Linked DNA regions of Mus musculus: region 2 is linked to region 1. A link is a loop called in an ENCODE intact Hi-C map of the cell type or tissue named here. Cell type or tissue: heart. All regions are shown on one strand. Links, peaks and the distances in the headings refer to the core of each region. The heading gives the core; the rest is flanking DNA.

Region 1 (15,219 bases), core at 3,724-11,723:
CACTCACCTTGATATGTACAACATCATGGAGTGGGACTTCACCACTGTGAAATTATCTCTGATAATCCGAAGGCTCAGACTGAGAGCATGATGCATATCTATTGATCTCTAAAATCAGGGATGACAGTTAGTTGATACATAATGGCTTTGCAACCTTCATCTATTCTGACTTATACCTTAGCTGTACTGTTAGCATTTTGATGATCTACATCAAAAATACTTAAAATTTTTGTTTTATGAGTGTTGTGGTTTGAGTGAAAAGGTTCCCCATGGGTTCATGGGGACTGACATTATTAGGTAGTGTGGCCTTTTTGGAGTAGGTGTGGCCTTGTTGAAGGAAATATGTCACTGGGGAAGGGCAGGTGCTTTGAGATCAGATACTCAAGCCAGGCCCAGCTTTACTCTTTTTTTCCTGCTGCCTGCTGATCCAGATACAAAATTCTAAGTTACCTCTCCAGCACATGTCTGCTTGCACACTGCCATGCTTCCTGTCACGATGACAATGGAGTAAACCTCTGAACACTAAGCCAGCCCCAATGAAATGTTTCCCTATAAGACTTGCTGTGGTCATGGTGTCTCTTTGCAGCAATAGAAAGCATGAGACAATGAGTGTTTTTCTCAAATGCATGTCTGTGTACTAGGAGCATGCCTGTGCCCACAGAAGTCAAAAGAGTATATTGGATCACCAGGAACAAAAGATTTTTGAGCCACTATACCAGTTCTGGGCATTGAACCTGGGTCCTTTGGATCAGCCAGTGCTCTTAATTGATATGCTATCTTTCTAGCTCCAAATAGCTACATTTTAATGTTATTGCCTACAATATATTCTTGAAGATTTCTAAGGTTTCTAATCACTCAGTATGTTGGTTAAGAACAATAACTGACCATGTGAATCATTGGTGGATGGTCTCTGTATCTACCTGGATTTAAAGGCTGTCGAGGATGCTCACTTGCTTCTATCAGCCAGACCCAGGTTAATTCCAGAATTCAAGAGGCAGAGATAGGAGGATCATGAGTTTAAGGCTAGCCCAGACTGCATATAGTTTTAGCATACAGTTTAGGTTCTTAACATAGTACCATTTCAGGCCATTGCGCAAAGCATCCTTATGACTAACTTTACAGATCTGGATAAAATATTTCACAAAAGAATATACTGTATTGTTAGGTTTTAAAAAAAGATTATTTTAATGCCCATCCATCAGATAGGGTCTGACACTACAGCCTGGTTTGGTTTCAAATTTACAATCTTCCTGCCTCTGCCTCCCAAGTGTTAGGTTTACAGGTACATGCTAGCATACACTGCTGGGATGGTGACTGGCTGATGAAGCTTTTCTGGGCTTTCACATCAGTCTGAGAGTTAAAAAAGAACACATTTTGGGGCTGGAGAGATAGCTCAGCATTTAGGAGTACTGACTGCTCTTCCAGGGGTCCTGAGTTCAATCCCTAGCAACCACATGGTGGCTACACAACCATCTGTAATGGGATCTGATGCCATTTTCTGATGTGTCTGAAGACAGCTGTGTGTACTCATATAAATAAAAATAAATAATTAAAAAAGAACACATTTTAAGTATTCTTTTAGAATTATCGTATAAATACTACACACACACACACACACACACACACACACACACACACACCTCAATCTAAAGAAAGTCAGGTTTGCAAAAAAAAAAAACCTCAGCTATTTTCCATTACTCAACCAAATCTCAACTTTATGCTCCAATATTGGAAGGGGGTGTGTCTTAATTAGGGTTTCCATTGCTGAAAAGAGACACCATGACCAAGATAAGTCTTGTAAAGGACAACATTTAATTGGAGTTGGCTTATAGGTTCAGAGATTCAGTCCACTATCATCAAGGCAGGAAGCATAAGAGCTGGAAGAGCCAGGAGTTTTACATCTTGATCAGAAGGCAGCTGGGAGAAGACTGTCTCCAATGTGGCTAGGAGGAAGGTCTCTTAGCCCACCCTCACAGTGACACATTTCCTTCAACAAGGCCACACCTACTCCAACAAGGCCATATCTCCTAATAAGGTCACTCCCTGGGCCAAGCATATTCAAACCACCACAGGGTGGTATATGTGTACTTGCTGTCAGTATGGCAGAGACTGCATCTGAAGAGAGGGCTCACATGGCATCTGGGACAGGCCAGATGAAACACCTCATTCTGGCTTTTCATTTACTCCTCTCAAGATTTTAGATCAGATTTCAAAAGCATCTAACCTCTGACTGCCCCTGAGTCTGGGGTTATCAGCAGGGCTCCTTGTGTGGTTCTAACACTTTGGCACCTTTTTAGATAATTGGGAATTGTGTAGAACCTTCCAGAGCCTCAATGCTTCTCTGCACTGTCCACTGTGGTAGTCACCAGCCAGTTACAATTATTTGTATTTGTTGTAATTACAATGAATTAATAGTAAAACTCAAGCTATTCAGTTATATTAACCAGGTGTTAAGTGTCCAGATAGTTTCAAGTAGCTTATGGATATCTACTGGTTAGGTGGGTATAGAATATTTTGTGTAACACTAAAGTTTGATTGGACTGTGTCAGTTCTAAGTTCTGGTAGGTTGATCTAGATGCATGGTTCAGGTTGGCCTGGTCCTTTCTTCTCTAAGAGGTTTGCACAAAACAGAAACAAAACAACTAGCAGCCAGAATAAAAAGGTAAAGAAACAGAGAAATTACTTGTAAAGTTTAACTCAGTATATTAAAACTGTGATAATGACAGTGTGTAGTCAATGTAAAATAGTTAATAAGTATATATTATGTTCTCTTATACACAGTGACTCTTTGAGAACACTACATATTTTATACTTACAACACATATCAATCTGGACCAGTTACATTGTGTTCTGGTCACTTGTGACTAGAGACTATTGTGTGGAGCAATGCAAATCTCTACCTAGATTCTATTCCTTATTCTCCAAAGGCTAAGCTTTCAGGACACCAAGGGGCTGAGGATTCCATTTGTCTACATTCTATTCTATTTCTTCCCTGAAACAACGAGCAAAGGCCAGCTTAAGTGAAGTGGAGATGTAATGGAAAGATCAGCTTGTGGTGAGATATTTAAGAATGCCACAGGGTAAAAAGAAGTATTTAGAAAAACTGTAAAAACCGTTGGTTAAAATTTCAATAGCATTAGAGTTTGCCATGGTGGGTTTTTTAGGTTATAAAAATTGTTTCAGGCTAGTTGGGATTATGTGGTTTTTTTTTTTTTTTTGCTTGTTATGGCTTTACAACAATTCCATTATGAGTTATAAACTGCAGTAATATTTTTGTGTACAGCATAACTGCTATGGTAACTGGCAAAAGTGCAAACACCTGCAGTGTTGTTATCTGGAGTAAAATTTGTTCTTAGGCACAAATTCCAGCAGTAGTTAAATCCTGCACTAATACTGCTGACAATTTCTACTGTGAAAATAATAAAACCCAAAGAATTTTGTTACCAGGAAAGTTAACAATAATGCAAGCCTTTAGCTGCATATCCTAACTGTAAACTTTATTTTGGGCTTTTCTGATGTGGAAATAATTTGTGTCCTTTTCTAAATTTATATATCAAAGAAGGTATAAGATTTGTGTATGGTATTTCCCACCTATTATATTTTATGCTTGATATACTTATAGGCAAAATTTAATTTTTAAGAAAGTATAGACTCTTCTGTTCAGTAAAACTGAAATTTTGCAACCAGAAACCAAAGGTCTATTATATGTAAATTAAGCCTGGGACAGACTTGATACTAAGTCAAGTCATGTATTAACAGTGGACTAGAATAGGGAAAGCAGAAACATGGCAGGAATCCTGCAAGGAGGAAGCGTCAGCAGGATGCACACAAAGCTTCAGGAAAAAGTAACTTGTAGCTTGTCAGATGATTCCAGTTAATGTGGCATGCAGGGTGGCCATGAAGATTGAAGGCAAGTAGATACTAAGTAATTATCATAAAGTCTCAAATCCACCCAAATTTTTGGTATGCATTTGTGTTACTGCTAGAGGAATGATGGTGAGCAAGCGGACTGTCTGGGAGCCCTTAGCTCTAATGATGGCAAGCAGACTGTCTGCCAGCCCTTCAGGTAGAGACGTGTCATGCCAAGTAGTTGTTTGCTCAGGTATTCTTGAAAACGTTTTGCTTTTTTCTTGTTTAAGTTTGCTGCTAAACATAACATATACTACTATCACTTGTCTGCTTACTGTATGATGGACACTTCATGGTCGTATTGTCTGTCCTCTCTACATCTCAGAAAGCTGGGTATGTTTCCTGGTTTTACAGACTAGGAAATTCGATCTCAGAAAGGTTATAGTAATTTCTCTTGCATGCACACTTAAGATCTGTTTCTGAAAATTCTTTGAGACTAGAAACTTATTTTAATGTACTATTAATAGCATTTAATATGGTCAACATTTAGTTGGTATTTAATTATAGGCTAAGCAGACCAAACAATTTCAGAATAGTCTATATTTAAAGTTCCCCAATCAATTTAGTTGCTAGACAGGTTATTTTTAAAAGTATTGTGGAGAGAAGCTGCTGCTCTGTGCAGCTCTTAGCAGCCAGCCCATGCACTTGAGCTCAGCAGCAGAACAATGTCAAGGTCTACAGTTAATGTCTTCCCTTGTTCTGTGGACAATTTAACTCTTTCCATAGCTACCTTGGTAGCTAGAAAGAAAAGTGAGATAACAGTCAAGAAAAAATATTAGACTGGGTATAGGGGCACATGCCTCTATTCCCAGCACTCAGGAAACAGGCAGCCAGATCTTTGTAAATTAGAGGCCACCCCAGTCTACATAGAGTTCCAGGACAGCTGGGCTACATAGAAAGACCCTGTCTCAAAATCAACAACAACAACACAAAACAAAGGCTACTGGACTCTTATTTTCTACAACTTGAGGGAGGAGTCTTATAGATTTAGTTTCCCTTCCTCCCTCTCTTCTCCCTCCCTCTCTCCCTCCCTCTCACTTCCCTTTCATTTCCATTGATCTTTAGATAGTTTCTATACAATAAAGTACCCTCTTTAAGCAAGGGAAACCAAAGTGACCATATTAGAACATTTGAGAGCTTATGATAATAGTAAGTAGAGTAGAAGCCACCTGATTATCAGGTGAGTTTTTAAATTTAGACGAAGATAGTTTATGACCACTTCTATAAATTATCCATTGAAAAGGTTTATACACACAGTACCTATTAACAAAGCAGAATGTATTACTGAGGTCACAATGGCATAATGACATCTGAGAAATCACACTCATACTCACTTTATATAGTGTATATAAAATAAAAATACATTATTTTGGTTGTCTTACATTCTAGAATTAAGACTATAGCAAAACAAGTGCTATCTATGCCATTTCCTATAAAATGTACTTTTGAATATAGCATTATTAAATCACTTTCTTTTCCTGAAAGTGAAAATGGGATTTAATACTGGGTTCAAGACTGTCTTTCTGACTCTCCTGGGTGTATTCCATCTGATTCTTGCTTCCTATACGCTGATCTCACACCCTCCTCCTTCCCCTCCTACAAAGAATCCTCCCCAGAACACCAACAACTTTAAAGTCAGTTTAACAAATTTGCCTCCAACTTTAATAAGATTAGGAATTAGTCCGAAAACAATTTGCATTTTGCCTTTTTCATGCTTGCTTCCATCTTCTTTCCAAACTCTTTGCTCATTCCTTGTGGAGGAATTGCTGAGTTTTGCTTTTTTGACTCTCGGCTCCCCTCTCTCCCCTTCCCCTTCCTTTCCCTGCCCTCTTCTGACTCCCCCTTTCTCTCATACCCCCTTTCTTAGGTACATCCCTAGCTTCCTTAATTTGACTTTACTGTTTAGTCCCGAAAAGTTGTAATTTTATTCTTCATTCTTTCTCTACACCTTAGATGTCTGTGAAACATCTAAGGCTGAAAGCAAATTTTTGTTTTTTGGATAGGATGGATATTTTCTGCCCCTTGAGAAGTCTATAGCTTTCACAGCCTCAAAAGGGATCTTGTGCTATATACTTGTGATGTCAAGGGTGTACACCTAACATCTCAGCGATCTCAGTAACCTGGATGTTGAAGCAGGAAAACCATGCTAACCTCTGGAAATACAGTTTCAGGCCATGTCAGCTGCCTCTTAATAGACGTAAACAACATTGCTCTCAAACTATTAAGTTATTTCGTCCTCTCCCTTGCCTTTAACCACCCTTTCCACATAGTCAACCACTCCCTAATCCACCCACAGCTCATACCAGAGGATAATGAGACCGCAAAGGAACACGAGAATGCAAGATTCAAAGAAATGCTGAGAATGAGGACAAGAAGAGACTGTACTGTAAACATTTATGTCCAGTTTAGCCCTCCTTGAACCTGGGGCAGGCTCCTGGCAAGGTCAGGGAAAAACTCGGAAAGAACTGAGTGAAATAAAGGCTGTGTGTGCAAAACCGCTGGCTGCTAGTGGCGCAGGAGAGGAGCAGCCAGTTCGTGGGTGGGGATGGGAGAGAATAGGAGAGAAACCACAGCACCTCAGTGTCTCTGGCAGCCGCTGGAATCAGACTCTGCTCAGTTCATACACCAGGAGCCAGAAACCCTGCCCAGCAGCCACGGCGCCTTTGACGGACAGCCACCTTCTGCAATGGCTTTCCAGTTCACTATAAACATTCTTAGTCCTCCCGCCTCCCGCTGCCCTCAACCATTCCAGGGAATGGGCGGGATCGTCCTTCGTGATTTACACTTTTTTTTTTTTAAAGAAGAAGAGGGTAGACCGGGCGGGTTCCACCTAAGGGAAAAAAAAAAACTGGGGGGGTGGATCCCCTATGACCGGCATGAAGATCTACCAATGGAGTGCCTCGCTCGTCCTAAGGCCCGCCCGCCGAGGAGGCGGGGCTCCCGCAGACTCGGCCAATGGCGGCGAGGCGGACGGAGGTTGAGCCGCCGTGGGTAGGGTTAGTGTGAGAGGTGCGGCGGGGGAGGTAATGATGGTGGTGGCGGCCGAGGGAGGCGGGGGAGGGGGATCTGGGCGCTGAACCGCGGCTCTGGCAGGGCTCGCTCGGGCGGGCGGGCCGGAGGGGGACGGTCGCTGGGCGCTCTGCCGGGGAGGGGGCGCTGCTCCGGGAGGGGGCGGGCGTCGTCCGCCCGGGAAGCTGCAGACCCCGGCTCCCGCAAACGAGCACCGCGCCGGGCTTCGCTGTTCCACGCGGCTCCAGCAGGGATGGAGGACTCGGTGGCGGTAGCTGCTTCTGAGGCGGCGGCGACCGAGGAGCGGCTCTAAGGAGGGGACAGCGGGATTAGAGGTGTGAGGAGGGCTTGGAGTGGACGAGCGGAGGGGCCGGGGTTCGGGGACCGAGGCTGGGGTCTAACAGCAAGGCTTGGGTGACAGGGACCGCAGCTGGCAACGCCTGTCTCTGCGGAGAGACAGGGGTCTGCACTCGGTGCGTGAGGAGGCGAGGCTCAGGCCGGCTGCCCCTGATGGGGGAGGGAGGCACCGCACCTCGCACTGTCCATTGGCCTGGCTGGTCATCGCTTCAAGCCCAGGCAGGAGTTTCCATTCCCCTCCTCCTGGCAGCCAAGGTGAAGGGGAAGCAAAGTGGCCTGGAGCTGGGACCTTGCCCTCTCTCTGCCGTGAGATTTCCCTCCACTGCTAGTTCTCCATCCATTTCCCTCTCCTACAGAACCAGCATTTCTCCCTGCACCCTGGTTGTGCTAAGTACATATTCAGTAGCTCGAGGCTATTCATTATCAGCTGAAAAATAAAGTTTATTTAAAAAATAACTCCTAACTGGTGGTAGATATATCAAACAGCATCCTGACTTTCCCGCCCTGTTCTTCCTTCTGCTATGCTAGGTAGGGAAGGCAGGGCCCGACTGGCATCTCTCAATTGTTGGTTCTGACAACCTGGTGTATTGCCGCCTGTCTTCGGTGTGATTTGTCATTTCTTCCTTAGTATCTTCCATCCTTGATGTTACTGGCTTTTGAGGCCGGGGTTTTGTTTCATTGTTTGAAAACCACGCAGATAGCAGAGGTTGTTTCGGTCTTATCTAACACTTCTCATGCGTCTGTCCTCATATTCTTTCTCTTTCTGTCTGTGTTTTGCTTTTCAGTTCTCCAGAACCCACGTCATATAGTCCCTGAAGTGGAATGATGATGTCTCCATGAGGGAACCTCCTCTCAGTCATCCTGTCCTGTACATCAGCTGTTCTTGACTGGGCCATTGATCTAAGATAGGATTTACCCTGTGAGACAGGGAGAAGACTTATGGACGCCAAGCATCATTTCAAGTTCTAGTTTTTGTTGAAAGTACTGACATACATGCAAGGCTCGTGTGCTTTATCAAAGCTGCTGTGTTGCTAATCCAGAACTGTTCCAGTCTCTTGGCCTATCACCATGGCTTCAGTTTGGAAGCGACTGCAGCGTGTGGGAAAACATGCATCCAAGTTCCAGTTTGTGGCCTCCTACCAGGAGCTGATGGTTGAATGTACAAAGAAATGGTAAGACGTGCTTAGGGGTAGATTAATGTCTTGTTGCCTAACCATCCTGTAGCTTGGACTGTGGGTCTTTTGGTAGCCAGTTTACCTTGCAGTGGTACACAAGTGTGTAGAAGCTGTGGACGGTGCAGATACTCTAACAAGTACTGTGTGTGCACTGTTGTTGCTGGTACTGTCTCTGTGGATTTTAATCACTCCATTTCAGATCGTCTCAGAGGACTACAACTGAGAACACACCTAAGTATAGTAGTTTTGGTCTTATGGTCATTTATCATTGGTGTTAGAATAACTTTATTTTTATAATTTTAAACAGAGAATGGTTATCTTAACATCACATATGTCTCAATATAGAAATTTATATCATATAGAATGGCGGTTTTATTTTGTTGTTTTTTTTTCATTTTACTTAGAGTATTTTTCAGTATTTGAATAATGGAATGCCAGTGCACACAACCTTAGAGATTCTCTTGTGAAGTGCTTAGTCAGGCAACTGTCTTTTCTTTTAATTGCCTAATGGGATACATTTCTTGGCAGGATTTAAGGAAGCAATTAGTGGCAATGGTCTGTCATTTGCCTCTTTCTTTCCATTTGAGGAAAGTAAATTTAGGGTTTTCTCTTACTACTATGAATGATAAGAAACGAGAATCCTTACATAGTGAGGGACAAAAGTTAATCTTAAGCAAATGGTCTTTTGAATTTTAGTTTATTATAGCGATTAAGCACTACCACAAAATAAATCCATTTCATCAAGGACTGTCATCTCATGTTTGGTACTAAGCTCACTTTCTAATGTCCTCTTGGCTAAAGAAGGCTTGCTCCACCTTAGCATTCTTAGTTTTTTGGGTTTTTTTTTTTTTTTTTTTTTTTTAGTTTGTAAGGAACATTATTTTAAAATAATTCAAGACATATATATATATATTCATATTCTACCTAGTTTATATACATAAACTGCTGATTGGGGACAGAAATGGCATCCTCCCTACCCTCAAGGAGCTCACAGGCCATGGTAAGGACCCTTAAGTAACTTCACTTGTGATAGGTTCAGTAATGTAAATATGTATGTTTCTACCCGGCTGGATATCCTGGGGATATTACTTCTCAATAATTCAGTCTCCATATGCATAGTAATGGTACCACTTAGTAGAAGATTAAATCAACTAATTTTGTAAAAGGTTTAGAACAGGGAGGTAGTAAATGCCCATGAGATGTCAGTGTTATCCATAGGGTTCTCAGTCTACAGCACATGAAGAATGATGCCAGTAAGGAAGCAGGTGCCTTTCTCTGCTTTCCTGGGCTCTCAGCTGAGGTTGACTTCATTTTAGTGTATTTTATCTCACTTCCCTTTCTTAGGCTAGGCTGGCTGGCCAGTAAGCCTCAGGGATCCTGTCTTCACCTCCCCAGCACCAAGGTCACAGACAATATGCCACTGCTCCTGGCTTTTTACATAGATGCTCAGGATGGAATTCAGGTTTTCATGCTGTGTGCAAGAACTTTACCCCAGCTTCAGGCTGAATCTTAGAGAACCTTAGTTGTACATCAAATCAGAGAGGAAGAAACGAGGTACATTTTAGAAAATCCACACATTTAGATAACCTCCAGCAGGATGCATGCTTAGAATTCAAGGTATGGCTTTATGTCATGAGGCTTTAGGTATAGCATGAGGGCTGGCTGGATCGAGGCATCCCTGTAATTATAGCAAGGCTGAGGCAGGATGATTTCAAGTTTGAGGTCACTCTAGGATCCAAATTCAAGCACTTTCCTTAGATAAGAGTGTAGGTTGAGGGGAATCACAGTACGGTAGGGCATCTGAAAGCCTGGAAGAACTCTAGTCATAGAAGTCTTATGTTGTTATTAGTAGCTTGGGCTACTATGTGTTGGTGACAGGGTTGCTGCGGAAGTTTGGAGATGAAGAGATGTTTAGGTTTGTAATTGGAAAATTGTCAGGCTGTGGTGTGGAGAGGGTGGGTAACTGAGGCAGTGTTGGTAGTGTAACTGTTGCTGTTGATAAACTGAGGATTGGTGTGTGGACCAGCTACTGGCAGAGGGTCTGGAGGGCATTGAGCGGAAGAGCACATAGAGTGAAAAGTGATGGGACTTGAGGGTTGGTCTTGTCAGTCGGGGATGGGGAGGAATGGTGAGAGGGAGAAGGAGAAGTTTAGACCGACACCAGGCTTCTGCCTTTAAAGGCTAGGGACCTACCAAGAAGGAAGGTGGTCCAATTGCATCCATTCTTAACTTGGTAGTACACTGGAAACGTCAGCTTTGAATCTAATTATGGGGCAGTCTCACAGTAAGCCCAGGCTGGCTTCAGACTCAGATCTCCTGCCTGTGTATATGAGCCTAGGATTGTAGGTGTGAGCCCCCATACTTGAATTGATCTCATTTTCTTTCTTTTTATTGTAAACATATTTTTCCCTTGCAATATATTCTGACTATGGTTTCCCTTCTCTCTACTCCTTCCAGTTTCTCCCAGCTCTTCTCCCATCTAGAACCACACCCTTTCTGGGTCTCCTTAGAAAACAAACAGGCATCTGAGGGACAATAACAAAATAAGATAAAACTAAAACAAAGGAACAGGACAAGATAAACAAAAGGAAGACAGACCAAGAAAAGGTACAAGAAACAGATATAGACTCGGAAACACAGGCAGAGACATACCCCTTCGCATGTTTAGGAATCTCATAAACACACAAAACTGGAAGCCATACTATATATATAAAACTTGAAGGGTACAAAATAATAATAATAATAATAATAATAATAATAATAAAAATAAAAATAAAAATAAATGGTTTGTGTTCACTATCTACTCCTGGGCACATAGCCTACCTTAAGTGTGGTTTGTTTCCTCGGGGAGACTCGTTTGGAGAAAACCCATTTTTCATTGGCAAGAGACTATCACTTGGAGATAGCGTCACAGTTAGGGATGGGGGCTTATGTTCACATCTCCTCTCAGCACTAGGACCTCATCTATTAAGCTCTAGTGCACGCTGCCTCAGTCTCAATGAGCTCAAGTCTGCATAGTCTTGCTGTGTTTAGAAGGCCTTATTTCCCTGGAGTCCTCTATCACCTCTGGCTCACATACTTTTTTTTGCTTCCTCTTCAGCTGAGCTCCCTGAGCCCTGAGGGGAGGAATTTGATGAAGACAACCTTTTTAGGGCTGATTGTTTCAAGGTCTCTCATTCTCTGAATATTATCTCCATGTAGGTCTCTGTATTTGTTCCCATCTGCTGCAGGAGGAAGTTATTGTGATGATGACTGAGCAAGGCACTGATCTATAAGTACAGTAGAATGTTTATTAGGAGTCATTTTATTACTACATTCTTTACGTAGACTGGTAATGTTTGGTTGTGCCCTAGGTCCCTGACTATTTAGTCCCTGGTTCTTGGCACCCAAATAGTGGAACATATGGATTCCAGCCCATGGAGTTAGCCTCAAATCAAACCAGATACTGGTTGGTTACTCCAACAAGCTTTGTGCCACCATTGCATTAGCATTCCATGCAGGCAGGGCACCATTGTAGATCAGAGGGCTTGTAGCTGAGTTGGTGATTGCAGGTGCCTCTGGTACCAAGAAATCTACACAATGGGGTTGGAGACTCTAGGTAGACACCAGCTCCACTTCCCCATGTTCAGTGAGTTGTGTGGGTGTTACTTCCATGATTTAAGGTAGGGCCTTGCCATGATTTTGTGGAGAGCAAACAGCAGCCTGGGTTGTTGCCAGGGTTCTCATGAATCTCATTTCTTAACAGCATAGACATTCAAGTTATTTTTCAGCTAGAGAAAAAAAAAATCAGTTTATTGATGGGTTTGGTGGCACACACTTGGAATCTTAGTACTTGACAGATTGAGGCAGAAGATCAGGAATTCAAGGGTGGTTTATCTTACAAAGCCAGTTAGTATGGGATTATGTGAGACCTTGTTTCGAAGAAGAAGAAGGAGAAGGAGAAGGAGAAGGAGAAAGAGAAGAAGAAAGAGAAGAAGAAGAAGAAGAAGAAGAAGAAGAAGAAGAAGAAGAAGAAGAAAAGAAGAAGAAGAAGAAGAAAGAAGAAGAAGAAAGAAGAAGAAGAAAGAAGAAGAAGAAAGAAGAAGAAGAAAGAAGAAGAAAGAGAAGAGACATAAATGAGAAGAAGAAGAAGAAGAAGAAGAAGAAGAAGAAAGAAGAAGAAGAAAGAGAAGAGACATAAATGAGAAGAAGAAGAAGAAGAAGAAGAAGAAGAAGAAAGAGAAGAGACATAAATGAAAGTCAGTTTCTTGTGGGGCATGGTGGTTTGTACCTGTAATCTAGTCATGAGGGAAGCAGGAGCAAGAGGGTCATCTTGTGCTAGAGAGAGACCCTACCTTAAAAAACCCCTACCAACAAAGAAAAAAATCCATTTCTTCCTCATAATCTGTAGCATGTTTTGTGTTTTTCTTCCCTTGTGCAACATTTACGCCATTGTTAACACATCTTAAAGCAACTAGTGAAAATCAAACTTGATTATAGTTGAATAGGTTGCTTGATTATGTTAATTATGGTCATTAAGGGTCTGGCAGTTAAATCAGAGTCTATGATTATATATGGACTTAATACTGGAAGGACTTGAATGCTCCGTAATTTTTCAGATGGACAGTACCATATTGTGAAATCTTTCTTGCTTTCATTTAAAAATACAGCTTAGCAGCTGGGCGATGGTTCAGTGGCTAGGGTCCTTACTGCTCTTGCTGCAGAGGATGCTGGTTTGGTTCCCAGCACCCACACAGAGCCTCATAACCAGCTGAACTCGAGCTCCAGGGAGTCCATTGCATTCTTCTGACCTTCATAGGCACCAGGCACAAAGGTGATGTACAGACATGGAGGCAAGCATTCATACATATAAAGTAAATAAATAAATAAGAAAATAAATAAATCCTTAATAAAAATTCAGTTTAAAGCTGATAAGGTGATAGTGCCCATTAAGTAATGTATCTATTGTCTGTATAGGCATTTTATTTGTAAGTAGATCCTTAAGTAGAACTTTAAAGAATTTTCATGATATAAAAATTGATTGTAGCCGGGCATGGTGGCTCATGCCTTTAATCCCAGCACTTGGGAGGCAGAGGCAGGTGGATCTCTGAGTTCGAGGCCACCCTGGTCTACAAAGAGAGTTCCAGGACAGCCAAGGCAACACAGAGAAATCCTGTCTCAGAAAAAAAAAAAAAAATTGATTGTAATCATTTTAGTTGACATTCCTTTTGCTTTAGTGTTCTTGCGAAAATACAAATCAGGCCCAGTTTCTAAACTCATATCCTATAATTTTCTCTCTTTTTTCCATTTTTTTTTCATTCTTGATTTAAATACTTGCCAGAACTCAAATTATTTTATACGTGTGCTGAATTTAAAATCTGTTTAAAGTATGTAAAAATACACTTGAACACACAGAAAGAATATTTTTATCAGCCACGTTTACATTTCACTTATTATTTATTCATTTATTTACTTTTGCAGTCCTGGGAATTACACTTTGGGATTTCTGCATGGGAAGTGCTCCCTGCCACGCAGCTGGACCCCAGGCCGACTTTGATGGTTTTGTGTATTACTCTAGAGATGTGGAAGAATGGAAGTAGAGGAGGGAAATGTAGAGGTTCTAATTGAAAAGTGAGTGATCATAAAGATGAATTATAAACGTGGTTAGGATAAGAAAAAAGGTGTGGTGTAAATTAGGGAAGAAAGAATAAACTATATGAAGAAAAACAGGATTTCACTAGGCCTCATTAGGGCCTAATGCTTTGTGAGGGTGGTGGCCTATGTATATAGGTGTCATTACCTTTTAGAACCTCACTTCTTAAAAATCTTCCTGAGATTCAAGCATTTGCCATACCCAGGAGCCAGAACATCAGGAGCCTTTCCCCTGGGATTTTGATTGGCTAGCTCTTGTGCAGATCTTACACAGGAAGCCACAGCCGCATTGCATTTATATGAATAACAACTCTATCGTGTCTGGTACTGTGGTGCTTTTTCTGCAGATGTCTGCTACCTATAGCTCTTACAGTGTACTACCCCCTCTTCTATGACATGTGTGTGTGCATATATGCAATGTCGATGTCCCATTTATTGCTGAGCAATGCACAGTCTCTTGTTCTCTGCATTGATTAGTTGTGGGTTCTATAAAATAACTTAGAGGACAGTTTCATACTATGTTAATTTGGTAGTCAACCTGGGAAGAGGGAAACTCAGTTAAAGAATTGCCTCTGTTAGATTGGCCTGTGGACATGTCTGTAGGGTTTTTTTCTTGATTGCTAGTTGATGTTGGAAGACCCACCCACTGTGGGCAGTACCAGCCTTGCACAGGTGGGCCTGAGCTGTATAAATGTGGGTCTGAAAGCAAGCGCAGGTTTTGCTTTAGTTTCTGCCTTTTACCTTCAGATTCTTGCCTTGAATTCCTGACTTGGTTTTCCTCTATAACCCAAATACATTCTTTGTTCAAGTTGCTTTTGGCCACTGTACTGTCACAGCAACAGAAGGCAAACCAGGGCACAGCATAGTAGTAGCAGACTCCTTAGGGCCTCGAACCTAGTCAACCACAGGTTTTAGTCTCAGTTAGTGGAGCCAGGTTTGAGCTGTTTTGTGGAATGGGCTTTTAAATACAGTCAGAAAGTGATTGCTTATTCATTCCCATAGCATTTGAGTAATTTTTGTACTAGTGGATATATCCAGCCCAGGCAGTTGTTATTGTAGTTTTCAGGGTTCACGGCTGGGGAAGACTGTTGAATACTTTCATCTCAGGCATCATACATAGACCACCTCCAGTGCTGTG
Region 2 (15,219 bases), core at 4,046-12,045, 290 kb after region 1:
CTGAAAGAGTCCAGGAAATGTATAGCTCCACACCACTGGGGGGGAATGCATCGTGATGAATTTTCCGGGTCCTATGTAGGAGAATTTCTTCCCACCATAACCAGCAAGTCTGTAGGTACTGAAAAGAAAGGGAGTGGGCTACGGTTGGGGGAGGGGTTGTGCGGATATGTGCATTTGAGATGGAAGAAAGAGAATTGTAGCAATTTCTATGCCACCGGTAAAAATGGGCTCTTCTATATTGGGAGTCCGAACAAAGAAAGCTCCTTCAACAAGTCCGGAAACTTACTTACGGGAAACACTGGCATCTTCTTTAGCCACATCTCTCTGTTTATTCACTCTCTCTCTCTCTCTCTCTCTCTCTCTCTCTCTCTCTCTCTCTCTCTCTCTCTCTCACACACACACACACACACACACACACACACACACACACACACACACACTTTACTCGAAAAGTATACTGCCATTTCCACTTACTCGTATTTCAAAATAGTAAAAACTTACTACAATTCCCTAATAGCAAAGAATTTTCTTTTTCTTTCTGATGAAAAGCTATTGGAACTAAATGAAATCGAGTCTTTGTCCTCTTTATGAGAGCAGATCAGCAAGTTGCTACTCTCTGGGGAAAATTAAGAATCCAACCCATCCCAGGTAGGAAATTCACCGCCTGGCCCCGGAGCACCCTGGGGATCGGTTTAGGGTGGATTGGAGAAACCTTCCCTTTTCCAGGGGCCTCTCAGAAAGGCGCTTTCCCTTTCTCCCAGGCCCGCCCCAGACCTTCCAGGTGGCCAAACTCCCCTAGCTTTGCTAGTGATTGGGGGCCCCTCCTGCTTGGTTCCCAGCCTCGTGGGGTTTCCCTCTGCAGCGCCCGAACGCCCCTCAGCGGCGGTGGAGCGTGGCCCGGGTTTGGGCCGCAGCCTAGGAGTCGCGTTACTGCAGCTCAGCACAGTGCCTGGAGTCCCGCTCCTTAGGGCAAGCAAGAACCCAGCCGGCCAGCGGACAGAAACCTAGAAAGCCCACTCAGTGTGGAGAGACAAAGGATCAGGGCCGCCGGGTGTGGGGGTGGGGGGAGGATGGAGGAGTTTGTGGAGGGCGGGTGCAGAACTTTCTCCTGGCCAGGGGTCCAAGCCCCTTCCAGTCCCAAGTGTTTCTAGAGTCATGCCTCTACAGTGTGTGTGAGATTACTTAGATGCTGCACCCAGCTGGCCGATGGGCCTTAAACTGAGCCACCACCACCCACTTCTCCAACACTGGCCCTACTGTGCCCTGGATGCACAAGTATCCTTTGAGAGAACTGTCGAAGCTTCTGGACCAGTACCCCCGACCCGTACCTTTGCCTAGCAAAGGCTGCCTCAGTCTTCTGAGCTGAATTCAAGAAACTTCTCTCTCTCTCTCTCTCTCTCTCTCTCTCTCTCTCTCTCTCTCTCTCTCTCTCTCTCTCTCTCTCTCTCCTCCCCTCCCCCCACCCCCTCTGCTGCTTCTTTCTCCTTAATCCCAAGGTTTTACAGGATGAGCATTAAGAAAATTCGCCTCCAATTTGGGATTAGATAAATACTCTCGTGGCGCAGCGGGGCGGGGCGGGGGGTGGTGGCGGTAGGGTCCTTGCCACTCGATTCCTCCCATTTCCCTGAAAATGAAGGGAGACAGCATCAAGAAGCCACAGCGACCGACTCCCTCGCAGTGGGCCTTAGGGACCTCGCCGGCACATTCCTATGCGTACAGCCGCCCCACTTCTTCAAGCCTGACCCAGGCGAAGTTCTAAGACTGCCAACGAACCCGCCCCAAAGAGGCCAGAGTAGCAGAGTTTTCTAGCCAGGACGGGCGCCCCGGGCCTCAGAGGGCCAACCCAGGCTCACAGCCTGGAGACCCAGACAGGGATGCCTTCAGTTCACTCCCCAGGACGTCAACATTTTCGTGCCCGCCAAACTAGTGCACCCTAGCCTGCGCCTTTCCCTGGAAAAGGGGGCAGGAGTATATTTCGTTTCTTTCTTTAAACTCAGGAAAGTCCCGGTGGCTGAGACTGATCGTCTGTCTGCCTTGGGGTCTACTTCTGGTAGGGACCTGAGAGCCTAAGGTGTGTGCTCACTCCGGCCAGCGCTGTGCTCTGCGCTGTTTCTTTTCTGCCTGCAGGTTTATCTCTCTCACTCTCATTTCCCCCCTTTCCCCGCGTTCTTTTATTCTGCTTTCTCTTTCTCTCGCTTTTGTGAATGGGCCGCGGTGTCTTTGTTCTGGAGAGAAGCGCCCGTGTCGCTGACTTTTGTGAACCAGAGAAGGATCTTGTAAAACCTCCTTTTCTCCTCCGTAGTCCCCTCTCACACCCCTCCTTCCCTGCCCCTTTGATTAGATGTTCCCTCATCGTTCAAAAAAAAAAATGTAATTTCGTTAGTCTGGCGGCCACTTTCTTTGAACATTAGCTCGCTTTCAGCTCCAACTTCAATTAGAAGGAGTTGATTTTGAGAGACCAACAAAAGAACCGACCAAAGCCTTATTAAAGGTCCTAAGAAGATCTCTCGGTCCTTTGAGAAGCAGTTAAGGAAACAGTGTGCCCTCCGTCATATTCTGTTACCGTATTTTATTCGGACTCCAAAGAAAAGTGTCGCGTGGGGGAGGGGAGAAGCACTTTGATGAGCGGCAGTCGCGGCCCTTTTCACTCAGCGGGCTCCCCCCTTCCTTCTGGTCGCCCCGCACCCGGTCAGCGACCACAGCGGACCGCGCGGCCTGGGCATCGCGGTGCTCCGCTCTACCTTGCTCTCGGCGGCTGCCGAACTCACCCACGCACATACTGTGGTTCAAACTTTTCGCCCGCCTGTTGGGGTGAGAACGGCAGAAGATGAGGAAAAAGAACTAGGAAAGAGTGTAAGTGTGGTCCCTAGTATTCAGTAGGAGATGCCATGTAAAAATATTGCCTTGTTCGGGGTTGGGCCGAAAATACTCTTCCCTCTCGCTTTGAAAAGTACACACAAGAAGACGATCTCAGCAAGTTTATTCGGCTGGAAACTGGGGTCTGCCAGTAAGAACAATCCGGGGAAATTGTTTCGAGGAGGCTCCTCCAGTAAGGTGTAGAAAATGAAGTGAGAGGGATCGGGGTGTGTAGCCACATTTTCCACCAGACTGTTCGTTGTAGGTGGAGATCTGGAAAGACTGACAGATTGTGAAAAAGAAAGTTTTCTATCAAATCCATGAGAGAGAGAGAGAGAGAGAGAGAGAGAGAGAGAGAGAGAGAGAGAGAGAGAGAGAGAATGTAAGGAGATTTGAGTTCCAACGGTTCCGAAGAAGCTTTTAGGACTTGCGAACACCTTTGGTGAGACTGCCTGGGAGCCCCTGGAAACGCTGTGCAGCTGGGAATTGGCGGCGCCTCCCCTGCCGGTGCTCTTTCTGGGCGCAAGAGTCCCGGGTCGCCGCAGGGCGCCCTGCGCGCCGAGAGCTGCACCCCCACTCCCGGCTCCGCTCAGCAGCCCGCGCCGGCGGCGACCGCTGGTTGTGGGGGAGCGGAGGAGGAGTTGCTGGGGCCCCAGGGAGCATCAAGGAGTGCCAGGGGCCAGCACGCCCCGAGTCCTCGGCCTGGGAAGCCTGGCTCCCACAGTGCGGCAGAGCCTGGCGGCGCGCGCGCGCGAGCAGGAACCGGTTATCCAGCAGCTTGACGCCACTCCTCCGGAGCGCGGCCCGGGCAAGGGGAGGGCGGGGGCCCTCGGGCGAGCCTTGGGACCCGGGGCCCCCTCTGTGCCAGCAACTCCGGCGCAGCCTTCGCCCTCCTCAACTCGTTCTGAGCGGAATTTGCCAACCTAGACCCAGAGTTAGCGCGCGACCGGGGCGGGGCCGGCGCGCGGGGAGGGAGGAGGTGGGGGCGAGGGAGGGCGGGGGCGCGCGGAGGTAACCCGGGCTCGCCATTGCCCAGCTCCCTGTCACTCAGTCCGCTCTAGGCCCCCTATTGGAGGCCGAGCCCCGTTACGCACTCGCCTCGCGTTCACATACCCGGGGAGGGCAGTAGAAAGGTGATCAATCTTCATCAGGCTACATTTCCAATCACCTAAACAACCGAGCAAGACAAGCCACTCCGACAAGGTAAATTGCTTGATTTATTTAGTTTGCCAAGTGACTATGCAGGATTTCTCCAGTCCCTACCGCCTCCGGCTTGCTCCGAGAGAGTGCAGCTGCCAGCGCAAGCCACCTCCTAACTCTGTCCCTCGAACACCCCCTACTCACCCACCCCACCCCCCGGGTCCCGGGCGAGGCCAGGTCTTGAGAGGAAAAGCATGTGGGACTTTGCAACAAAGTGTTTGAGCAATAAAGTGAAACCTGGAGGTACACGCACAGAGCTCCTAGAAAAAATGCAGGAGACGGGAAGAGGGAAGTTGAGGGAAGAGGAAAGCCTAGGGTCCCGCCGTCTCCGGGGTAATACCTGTGCGCCTCCGTTTTGCAGGTTGGCTGCCGGCGAGTCTCGGTGAAGGCGAGAGGTAGATGGTGAAAAGCCGCGACTGCGGAGGGCAGGTAAGGAGGGAGTCGCCGGGCCGCGCGCCACCCCGGGACGATGGTGGCCCCTCTCGTCTCCCCGTCCTCTAATCGACCCCCGCTACCTCTGTCCGGGGCAGGTGGGCGGGGTTGGAGTGAGAGGCCGGGCGCCCCTTGGCTGCCCTGGGGACCCCAGGCCGCTCGGGAGCCGGCCGCCCCCTCCCCCGCCTCCTCCGAAGCTGCGGAACTGGGCTGCTAAGTTAGACGAAAGTACTCGAAAACTCACACCGCAGCCGGGCTTAGCCGCGGAGGCTGCAGGCCTGTGGCCCTTCGGCCCAAGCTCTTTGAATCCTTCCTTTCCGCCTTATGTGCTCGCTGACCTCCCCCCACCCCCTTAGTCTAGGCTGAGGGTCCCCCAGGGCTGAGGCGGGGAAAGGAGTTGGGATGGGGGAGCTGCTTTAGTTTTACCTCCCTTTCTCCCCGGAATCTCCTACCCTTGGGTCCTGGGATGTAGCTTCAAGCCCCCCGCCGGTCCCAGTCATACTCCCAGAACCCCTTCTTTTGCTGGAGCAGAGCTGCGTGGGCTCAGAGTGTCTGCGCCGAGCCTCGCCCTCCCGGTCGGCTGTGCGTGAGCTTTACAACCTGAGGCCTAGTTCCTTGCTCTCCATCGGGTTCATATAGGACGGCCGATGCGACGCGACCTGGCACGCTAGGCCTTCCAAAATCCCTAGAATGTTTGGGGCGCTGGGTTGGCCATCAAATTCTGGTGGGACTCGGTGTGCTTAGCAGACTTGGTAGAAAGAAGGCCCGCCTGTGCGAGCAAAGGAAGAGGGGTGACCGCCTCGGAGGTACCCCTGACCTTGGGCGGCATCCTGAAACTGCCACTTCTACTGTGGTGCCTTTGGCGTCTTCTTGCCGCCTTAGCCTGGCCTGGGCCGCATCTACCCTGGAGGTGCGGTGGGATTCCTGTTCAGCTATCTCTTAGTGCTAGGGGCCCAGAGAGGTCAACTAGAAAGGTGATTGCAGGCTCTGGGGTAGGAGGCAGCGCTGGAGATCTTTGAAGAAATGATGTGGCCAGTGAGCCTTGGCGACCCAAGGTGTATTCACCTTGGGCCTCTGTATTACTTGCCATTTTGTCCCTCTTTCAAAAATATTTCAAACTAAACGAAATAACCCGGTATCTCTGTGCGGCCTGCCCTCCCGGCGCCAAATGAACATTTGCTTGAGCAAATTGCTTCCGCCACACTAAAAAAAAAATTGACTTCACTTGGGATTTTGCACCCTCCGCGGTCCCGGCTCTCACCTCCTCAGCCTGATCACGCTTTAACTTTTCCTTCCTGTTGACACTCGAGGAGTGTCTTTGGCCCTTGTCAAGCCCTAAAAGAGGAAGGAACGATGTGGGAAAAGTTTACTTTCCTGAGAAGCTGTGTAGCTGCCGAGCTAAAGGAGAAGACGTTTCTCGGATTGCCTGCTGTGCAGTTCCTAGCACGCGCCCCCTCCCCATTCAAGGATTAGAGGAGCTGAAAGCCAAACTGACTGCGGGTGAAGGTTTCCATGTGTCTGCTGTCTCCCTAGGCCAGGCCCCCAGAAGCAACAGCTTGAAGGACTTCGCAGTGGGAGCCCTGAACTGCTCCTGGCCTCAGGCCCCCTGGATCCGTCGGGGCACCTCCACCCGGCTGTTAGCATGATGTCTTACCTCAAACAACCCCCATACGGCATGAACGGGCTGGGCCTAGCTGGCCCTGCCATGGACCTCCTGCACCCCTCCGTGGGCTACCCTGGTGAGCAGTGGCCCTCTGCCCCTACCCTCAAACCTCTGTAAATATTGGGGGATTCCATCCTCTACAGTTTGAGCCCACACAGTCCCTAAACAGACCCAGGAAGGTGATTAGCTCGCCGCCTGTTGCCTTGCTCTGTAGAAAGTGCAGCCTACAACTTTTGAGCTTGTGGTGCCTGCAACCTGGCTCCTCTTGTGTCCCACTTGCTAGGGAGGGCAGGTTTATCCCTCCCCCTGCCCCCGGATTTATTTCCCTCAGTTGCTTTTTTTAAAAATATAAAAAATAAAACCTTTCCCTGGTCCAACATTTCATGAGGAATCTGGACACTCACTAGGCCCTAACATAGCCAAATTTTTCTTATGTCTAGCTTCCCTGAGAAGTAGGGTTTTTTTTTTTTCTCCATAGAGAAACCTCAAGACCAGTGATTTGTCCCAACTCTTCTGGCATGATGGGGGACTCCAGCTGAGCCCTGGGTTTCTTTTCTAGATCCTACTTATTTAACATGAGTTTATTCTCTTGGAAAAAGTGACCCCTGGTCCTGTTTCTGTCCACCTCTGCTCTATTAACTGCCTCTCAGTTAGGGAGCGTGTGGGTTTAGGGAGATGAGAAGGAAAGGGTGGCTTTGTTTTTAACCGCATGAGAGGTACAGAGGGTGAAGGCCCTAAGGTTCTAGACTGGGGCCTTTAGTAGAATAAGTACACTTTGTTCCACCTGTGGCCAGGGGAGTTTTCGTTTGCTCGGAGCTCGGCCCTTTCTTTCTATGGCGGGGGTTCTGAACCTACCAGAAGACTTACTTGTGGCCTCTAGCACCAGTCCTTGTGGTCCACCGCTGACTCCAGGCGCTCTCGCATGTCCCCTCAGCCACCCCGCGGAAGCAGCGACGGGAGCGCACCACCTTCACGCGCTCACAGCTGGACGTGCTCGAGGCGCTGTTCGCAAAGACTCGCTACCCAGACATCTTCATGCGCGAGGAGGTGGCACTCAAGATCAACCTGCCAGAGTCCAGAGTCCAGGTGCGCGCTCCTGGGGCTCTAGGGGTAGGGTAGGGACGCAGGAACCGGTCTGGAAAGATCTGGCCTAGGCTGTCTGATGTTGGGGCCCTCTCACTGACTGCACAGCCCCTCTCCAACTCCCCCTAGCGCTGGGCGTAAGTCTGATAAAAGGGGTAACATTAAAAGGAATGGCTTAGAGCCCAGTATCTATTCCTTATCGCCTGGGCGCTTTCAATATTGAAAGTCGTTTTGTTTTTGGTTTGGGGGAGGCCAGCCATGTTCCCCGGATGTAACTTTCTCTGAAAGTTCGATAAGGGTCTGCTTCTTTGGCTACTACAGAACTGAGGCCTTAGCTCTGAGGCCTTTCTTTCACACCCTTGCCATTCGTCCCGGGGATTCTAAAAGTGCAAGATGGAACTTGGCCACAGCCTAGTGCTCTCTGCCTGGGAATGCGTTCCGCCGGCAGTTTCTGTCTGGTTAGGGAGTTTTCTGCAGCCGAATGGACGTCGAGTGCAAAATCCAGATGCTTGCTTTTCTATTTCTGAGATGAAACGTTCAGAAAAATCGAGTTCTGACTTAGTTTAATTCTTTCTTTACGGTCTTTCGTTTAAACTTCTTTCCCGAAGGCTCGAGAAGGGTCTGGGAATGCAATGCACTGTGCCCGGACTTTCTCCTAGGAATGCGAGTTTATGACTTGCCATTCCATTTGGTATCCCACCTGGAGCCAAAAGGCCCAAGGAAATCTCACCTTTTCCTTCTCGAAAAGCCCCAATACTGGAGTGCTGTTTCCGTCCAGCCTCTAGCTTTGCTTCTGTTCCCACCCAAATATTCGCCCTGACCAACTCCAGTCTCCAGGAGCCGACTCGGTGAAACCCCTCGGGCCCCAGGCTTGGTGGCTGACCTACACTTCGATGTTCTGTATCTCTCTGCTGTTTCCTGAGCTCTGTTCAAGGAAAACAGGGCCTCCAAAGTAAAACGGGGCTGCGGGGAAGCAGCCAACCGCAACAGCTTAGAGATGGCTGAACTTCTGGCTGGACAGACACAAATGTTCCGCCCTCGGGCAGAGTTGCGCTGGGCTTGGGGAGGTGCGCATCCCTCCAGCAGAGGAGGCTTACTAGGGGTTTGCGCAGAAGGATGGGGGAGGGAGCCAGAGCTGGGGACCTAGCACGTGCGGGGGAGGGGACAGGGTCTGGCAGGGCCGGGGACTGGGAGGGGTAGAGGCTGGGATTGAGAGCTTCCCGAGATCCTGGGCGGGGTATGAGTCCGAGGGGCGGAGGAGTAGCTCCACTAGCCAGCCCCCTGATCCCCTCTCCTTCACCCTGCTCACTGTAGGTTTGGTTCAAGAACCGCCGCGCCAAGTGCCGCCAGCAGCAGCAGAGCGGGAATGGAACGAAAACCCGGCCGGTCAAGAAGAAGTCGTCTCCAGTACGCGAGAGCTCGGGTTCAGAGAGCAGCGGCCAGTTCACGCCGCCCGCCGTATCTAGCTCTGCTTCTTCGTCTAGCTCAGCGTCCAGTGCCTCCGCCAACCCCGCGGCTGCTGCGGCCGCGGGCCTGGGTGGGAACCCAGTGGCAGCAGCGTCCTCTCTGAGCACGCCTACTGCTTCGTCCATCTGGAGCCCGGCCTCCATCTCGCCGGGCTCAGCGCCGACATCCGTATCGGTGCCAGAGCCACTGGCCGCTCCGAGCAACGCCTCGTGCATGCAGCGCTCGGTAGCCGCAGGTGCGGCCACTGCCGCAGCCTCCTACCCTATGTCCTATGGCCAGGGCGGAAGCTATGGTCAGGGATACCCCGCGCCCTCCTCTTCTTACTTTGGCGGTGTAGACTGCAGCTCCTACCTAGCGCCCATGCACTCTCATCACCACCCGCACCAGCTTAGCCCCATGGCACCCTCCTCCATGGCTGGCCATCATCACCATCACCCTCATGCGCACCACCCACTGAGCCAATCTTCAGGCCACCACCACCACCATCACCACCACCACCACCACCAAGGTTATGGAGGCTCTGGGCTCGCCTTCAATTCTGCCGATTGCTTGGATTACAAGGAGCCCGCCGCCGCCGCTGCTTCCTCTGCCTGGAAACTCAATTTCAACTCTCCCGACTGTCTGGACTATAAGGACCAAGCCTCGTGGCGGTTCCAGGTCTTGTGAGCCCAGGAGGGAAAGGAAGTGGAGAAGAAACGCAACTACCTATACCCTCCATGGTCCCCATCCTGTTGCTGCTGCTGCACCACCCGCCTTTGCCTTGGCTTTTCCAAAACTTAATTTTCAGTCCCCCAAAAGATATTCATTGCCTGCACTGCCGCTCCCATCTGTGTGCCACTTGGTTGGGGGTGGAGGATGCAGCCCTTCTCCCCCTTGGAGGTGGGGCCCGGTGCTCCCACTTGGCCCTCCGTTTCTTCCCGGAATAGCAGTACGCTCTCGCTCTCAGCTCGTGCGTCACCCCTTCAAGTCTTTCTGGACAGCTTTTATGCACCTGGAGCCTTCTGGGGCTCTTCGCTCTGACCCTCTGTTTTGAGCTCAACCGTTTTATTTATTCTTTCTGGACACTGAAGTCACTAACTGGCGTATATCAACCGTTTGGAGTGTGTCCATACATACACACTCCTAATCAAACCCTCCACTGTTTCTCCTAGCAGACTGTCGCCCCTTCAGCTGCCCTTGATCTAGCTCCCCACCCGCAGGCCCGAGCTTCCAGCATTTCTGTCTCACCAGTGGTGAGCGTTGGGCCAGGCTCGCGGCAGGAGTGTGCCCCAGCCTCCTTTCCTACCCTGCGCTGGACTGATTCAAGCTTCCGCCTCAGCGGGAATGCTGTACATAGTCAGGTCCGTTCCAGGGACCACTTAAAGTTTTTAGTTGCTGTTGGTTGAACTGAGCATCTCTCTTGTTTTAGCGTCCAAGAAACAGAACTTTAAAATATATACATCACATATATATATATATATATACACACGCACACACACACATATATATATAACAGAAGCAAAAAAATTATTTCCCCTTTGTTCCCGTTCCTCTCTTCCTCAAACGATGGTGGTTCTTATTTTTCAGTTATTACAAAGCTGTCCTGCCCTCTTCACACCTCCCTTTGTGTATTTATTAAAGAAACCCGCTTGGTTCCAGGAAGCTGGGCGCTAGAGGATCGGAAGTGAAGGAAACAGCTAAGTCAGGATACAGGGGTCGGGGCTAGGCTGGTCAGGGCGCACGACTGACCCTTCGCCAGTCTAAGCACAGTATCAAAGCTTCCGCTTAGAAACAAACAGACAAACAAACAAGGTGAAATTACAGCATTGTGGAAAGAAAACCAAGCCCGAGTTCCAGGTCCAATGTTTCTCTCTCTCTCTCTCTCTCTCTCTCTCTCTCTCTCTCTCTCTCTCTCAAACACCCTGTCTGTTCTGTGAGTTTTTAGTGAACCTTCCTTCTCCGAAATCTGCGGAGAGTACCTGTGTACCTATCGGTTTTGGTTTTGGCCGCTTGGTTCAGTAGGTGGGAAAGTAATTTGTAAATTTGATTTGTCCGATGTGAAGATCACAAATTACTTGTTGAGATGTAAGGCAGTCCGTCTCCTCTTCCTCTTTATCTACATTATTTCCCGAAAATAAAAGCAAATTAATGAGTGGCTTGTCAGCGTTGCTCTTCTAATTCCAGCTTCGGGTCTCGGTCTCAGGGGATTAAAAGGGAGGAAATCTGTGTTAATAACCCGCGTGTTAATGATCTGCGCGAAGCTGGAGGCTGAAGAATAAGGCGGGAAGTCATGGCAAGGGGAGTTCCCCAAAACGTTCTTTTAGGGAGTGCCCCCTCATCGGCCCGGCCTCTCCCTCTTCAATGTTTTGACCCCGCGCCTTCTTGCCTTCTAGGACAGAGACAGGTGTCAGGACTCAATTCCAGAAACAGCTCCTTTCTCTTCGGAGGCAGGAGCCTGGCACTGATTTCTTCACCCTAATTGCCAGCACCAGAATGAAGAGGGGGAGAAGGGGGAGGGGAAGAGGGTCGGGAGGCGGGAAAGGATGCGGGTGTAATGCTCTCTGAGCTGAGCCAAGAAGGAAAACAAAACGATCAAAAAAAAAAAAAAAATCTGTGTCCTACAGTGGAGAAGCGTCTCCCGGTGGCTTCACGGTGACTGTGGGATCCTAAGTCCCAACCTCGTGCTAAGGAGTCTTTCTAAACCATTAGTTCGCACAAGAAATGGTCCAGTTATTTATCTATCTTTCGTAAAGTTTCGTTAAAGCAGACAAAGGCGAATTGACCAGTGCGAGTTTCACTTCCTCAGAGGAGAAGATGCCCGGCCTGCAGCCATGAATGGAGAGGGCAGCTCGCCTTCCGTCTGGGGGGACAGAAGGGCTTGTAGGTACTACTCTTCCTAGCTCGGCCACTGGGACGGGACTTGGGAGACTAAAGTGGAGGGAAAGTGTATTAATAACGTCTGCTGCCCGAGAAAATTCGGGGTCCAGAACTGTCCAGATTGTTCTGACGGCTCCTGTGGAGGTGAGCCCAGAAGCCGCGCTTTGCCCACGGGCCGGAGGAAATCAGGAGACAACGAAAACTTGCCCGCGGAGGCAGCGGTAGCCCCTGCTTCTAGTCCGTGAGATTGGCGCGGGGCTGGAGGTCGGCAGGGCACTGGAGCCTTGGCCACGGGGAAGCCGTCCCCGCCGTGTCCGGCCTAGGGTTCGGCCTCCCAGCTCCGGCCCAAGCTTCCTAACTGAGTCCCCGGGGCGGAGGGAGAGCCGCCTGGGCGCGCGGGATCCCTGCAGGGCCAGCCGCCCCCGCGAAGGCTGCTCTGGGCCTGCTCCCTGCCGCGTGCGCCGTGGCCCCTGGCCCGCGGGCCCCGGGCGTTCGCGTGAAGCGGGGCTGGAGGTCCGGGCGGAGGCCTCAGGAGGCCGCCGGGTCCTCCCCACAGGTCCCGCCCTAGGCGTCCCGGGGCTGAGCAGCAGCCGCTTCCACGGGGTCTGGAGGCCCCGAGGCCCTGACCCGCCAGGCTGGGCCTAGCCGCGGCTCGGACGAACCCTGTGGGCGGGCCTCGGGTTCGTCGCGGTTGTCAGTTTGCCCGACTGGCCCCGGTGGTTCGCGAACTTTCCTGGTAGAGCCGGCCGGTGTGGGTGGGAGCGTCGGCGACGCCTCGGCTGTCCCCGCTCAGACGCGCCGCCGAGCACGCCTGCAACAGGAGGCTTCGAGGAGGAGCGGGCACGTGCTTCCCCCTGGGCCTGGGCCTGGGTCGGGGCGCAGGGCCGAGGGCGCGCCGGGGCGCAGGCTCCGGCCGCGGGAACGCGCGCGGGCCGTCGGGGCAGCGGGCCGCGGTCGCCCGTGTGGAGTTTTGGGGGCCTGGGAGCGTCCTTGGGTCACACCTCTCTCAAAGCCGAAAGCGCGTCAGGGGCTGGAGCCCGCAGACGCCAGGTAGAACTACGCGGTCTCTGGAGCCCGAACTCTGGAGCACGGAGCAGCACGGACAGGGCCTGGGAGCTCAACGAAATCTCCACGCGTCCCGAGTGCAGCCCGTGTCTGTCCGCTCGCCCCGGAGGGCCGAAAGGCCTGCTCTTGGCGGACATGGGTAAGGGCTCTGGGCACGACAGTTGGGCTACCTCAGTGAGTTCTTGGCCCACTGAAACTCTGAGGAGAGTCGCGGGAATAAGATGGCTTGTTGGAGGGCTTGTCTGGCTTTGATATTGGCTACAGAGGGTTGGGAAGAAGGTGATATTTCAATTGTGAATGTGTGTGCAAATCCTTCTTCCTTCCTTCCTTCCTTCCTTCCTTCCTTCCTTCCTTCCTTCCTTCCTTCCTCTCTCTCTCTCTCTCTTTCTCTCTCTCTCTCTCTTTCTTCTCTTTCTTCCTCTCTCTCTTTCTCTCTCTCTCTTTCTTTCTTTCTTTCTTTCTTTCTTTCTTTCTTTCTTTCTTTCTTTCTTAGAAAAGCCTTAAAGGATCGAGGGGCGGGGGGCGGGGGGTGGTGGTGATGGTGGTGGCGGGAATTTGGGAATAAAAAAGATGAAAAACCTTAATTAGTGTCAGCAGATTCACACCTGCTGTAGTCCAGAGACCAAAACTGAACCAAACCAAAACATCAAGTTTTAGTTTAAAAAGAAAATTACCACCACCAACACACACACACCTTGTAATTTGTGAAAATAGCACTCTCCATGGCTATTGTGATTTTTTTTATTTAAAAAATAAGAGATAAATTCATTACTAACTGGAAGACTCAATTATAATGTTAATGATGTCAAAGATGTCTGATGTCAAGGTTGTGTTTAAAGGTGAAGAAATGAATATATCTGATATACAACTGTAGCCAATACATACATTATTGGTAAAGAGAATTTGCATGATTATTATTCATGACCAGAAAATGACTTGGCTTTTGATGTAGAATCAATTTAAGAATAGCAATAAGATATTTTTATAAAGTTCCCCAATTAGTGGGGTTTGGTGACATAAGCCTATAATCCCAGCTCTCGAGGGCAGGACACAGGAGGATCAGGAGTTCAGAGCCAACCTCACCTACATAGTAAGTTAAAAAAACCTGCCTGGGCTACAGGAGACCCTATCTCAAAAAGCAAAACCAAACAACTCCCTATCTGCTCCCCCATGGACCCCAAAAGAAAGAAAAAACTTAAAGGCAGAAAAGTTACATGTGACTTTGTTTTCCACACTATGCCTCCCTCTTTCTTAAAGTTCAGAATCTCATGGAAATGGAAAAGTCTCAAGATCAACAATAATGAAAATCAATAACTTAAATAATATTGTATAATAATGAATGTCTTATTTGACCACAGGAAGTTACCTCAGTTATCTTAAATAAATAAGATGTTTAGATAAGTGTTGGGGATATCTAAATTATACTTTTTGAAAGCCAGAGTTTCCCTGCCTGTTATTAATATATCATTCTCCAGAAAGCAATTCTGCCTTTTAATTATTATGCTGATGTGTACTGCTATCTGAAAAGAAACGCTGTGTTGTGTGTGGGGGGGGGGGGGAAGGGGGGAAGCACATTCCATTTTGAGTCTGTTTTTCTTTAGTTGTATTTTTAAAACTGAGTTGCATTTTACTTAAAACAATTTCTAGGCAGTTCTTCAGAAGCCTTAAGGAGCAGAACACTGTCTGGAAGTCCTTTAACCATTTTAGTTAAATGGCAGTCAAACAGGAGAGCCCAAATTGCTTTTTAAACACATCTATGTTTGTTTCTTGGAGAAAGAGAGAAAAAAAATACGTGCATGTTGCTCTCAACTGAGTTGAGTGGTGCTGTAATATACAAAACGGCACACCTGTTTCTAGACTCTTGTTGAGAGATGGAAAGTCCTGATTACTGTTAGAATTGTTTCAAGAAGCCTTTTAGTTCAAATAGGATTTGGACTCTGTTTAATCGATGATAAAGCCAATGATAGAAATTGATGATAAATCGATGATAGAAACATTGAAAATCTATTGCTTCTAAAGAATTGTACCTCTTTTTGGTGGCCAGTATTCGGAGACAAAATTGCATTACATTTCCAGGTCACAAAACCTTTTTTTAAAGGTTAATCTTTATTGAGCTGCTTATGAAAACTTTGGAATTTTTAGAAATTCGTTTAGATTGTAAAATTATGATTTAAGGAATTTGAGTCCAAAATTTTGGAGGGATTGAAGTGGAATATAAATAAATCATAACTAATTTTGATGCTTTGGGGTAAAAACTAAATGTAAGAGTAAACGGTCTCTGATTCACCAGCATAGTGTCTGAAGAGCTTATAAAATATTTTTAGTGTACAAATATTCTTCTGTATGTGTAAAGCTCTGAATGCTTCTAAGATACACCATCATCTGTCACAGCTATTTCAAATAGGGATCATCGTATTTTCTTTTTAAAATTTATTTAAAATTTTTTTCCTGTGAAATATACATATGAAAGAAATTATAAAACAGATTTTTTACACTTTAAAAAATAATGAAATATACATGGTGTTACAAGTTTTTAACAAATGCTTTGAAAAGTAGACTTACAGTTGGTTACAGTGTCAGCATTTAAACTTGATGTT

The links. A loop is a pair of places that touch in the nucleus more often than their neighbours do. Peaks named below come from ENCODE experiments on the same cell type or tissue, not always from the same donor. Only the 100,000 strongest peaks of a DNase experiment are listed, where the experiment ranks them.
Region 2: it touches region 1 in a loop (3-fold over the local background); 3 of 42 quality-filtered maps call a loop at or near these places.

Annotation. Positions count from the first base shown.
Region 1 is chr11:22,278,716-22,293,934 of GRCm38, reverse strand. It overlaps Ehbp1 (EH domain binding protein 1), which reads left to right and starts at 7,140. Exons shown (of 25, transcript NM_153078.4): 1 at 7,140-7,253; 2 at 8,061-8,447. The coding sequence starts at 8,344. In heart, for the core only: CTCF peaks have their summits at 7,191 and 7,401; DNase peaks (open chromatin) are centred at 6,824 and 7,454; H3K4me3 peaks cover 2,789 bases; H3K27ac peaks cover 2,321 bases.
Region 2 is chr11:21,990,388-22,005,606 of GRCm38, reverse strand. Otx1 (orthodenticle homeobox 1) reads left to right here and starts at 3,956. Exons shown (of 5, transcript NM_011023.3): 1 at 3,956-4,059; 2 at 4,418-4,485; 3 at 6,022-6,227; 4 at 7,086-7,237; 5 at 8,549-10,843. The coding sequence starts at 6,131. The coding sequence ends at 9,367. It overlaps Gm32517 (a long non-coding RNA gene), which reads right to left and starts at 7,108. Exons shown (of 3, transcript XR_003949861.1): 1 at 7,019-7,108; 2 at 5,750-5,823; 3 at 5,023-5,173. In heart, for the core only: no CTCF peak of the experiment used is centred there; DNase peaks (open chromatin) are centred at 4,206 and 8,896; H3K4me3 peaks cover 2,901 bases; H3K27ac peaks cover 612 bases; H3K27me3 peaks cover 5,604 bases.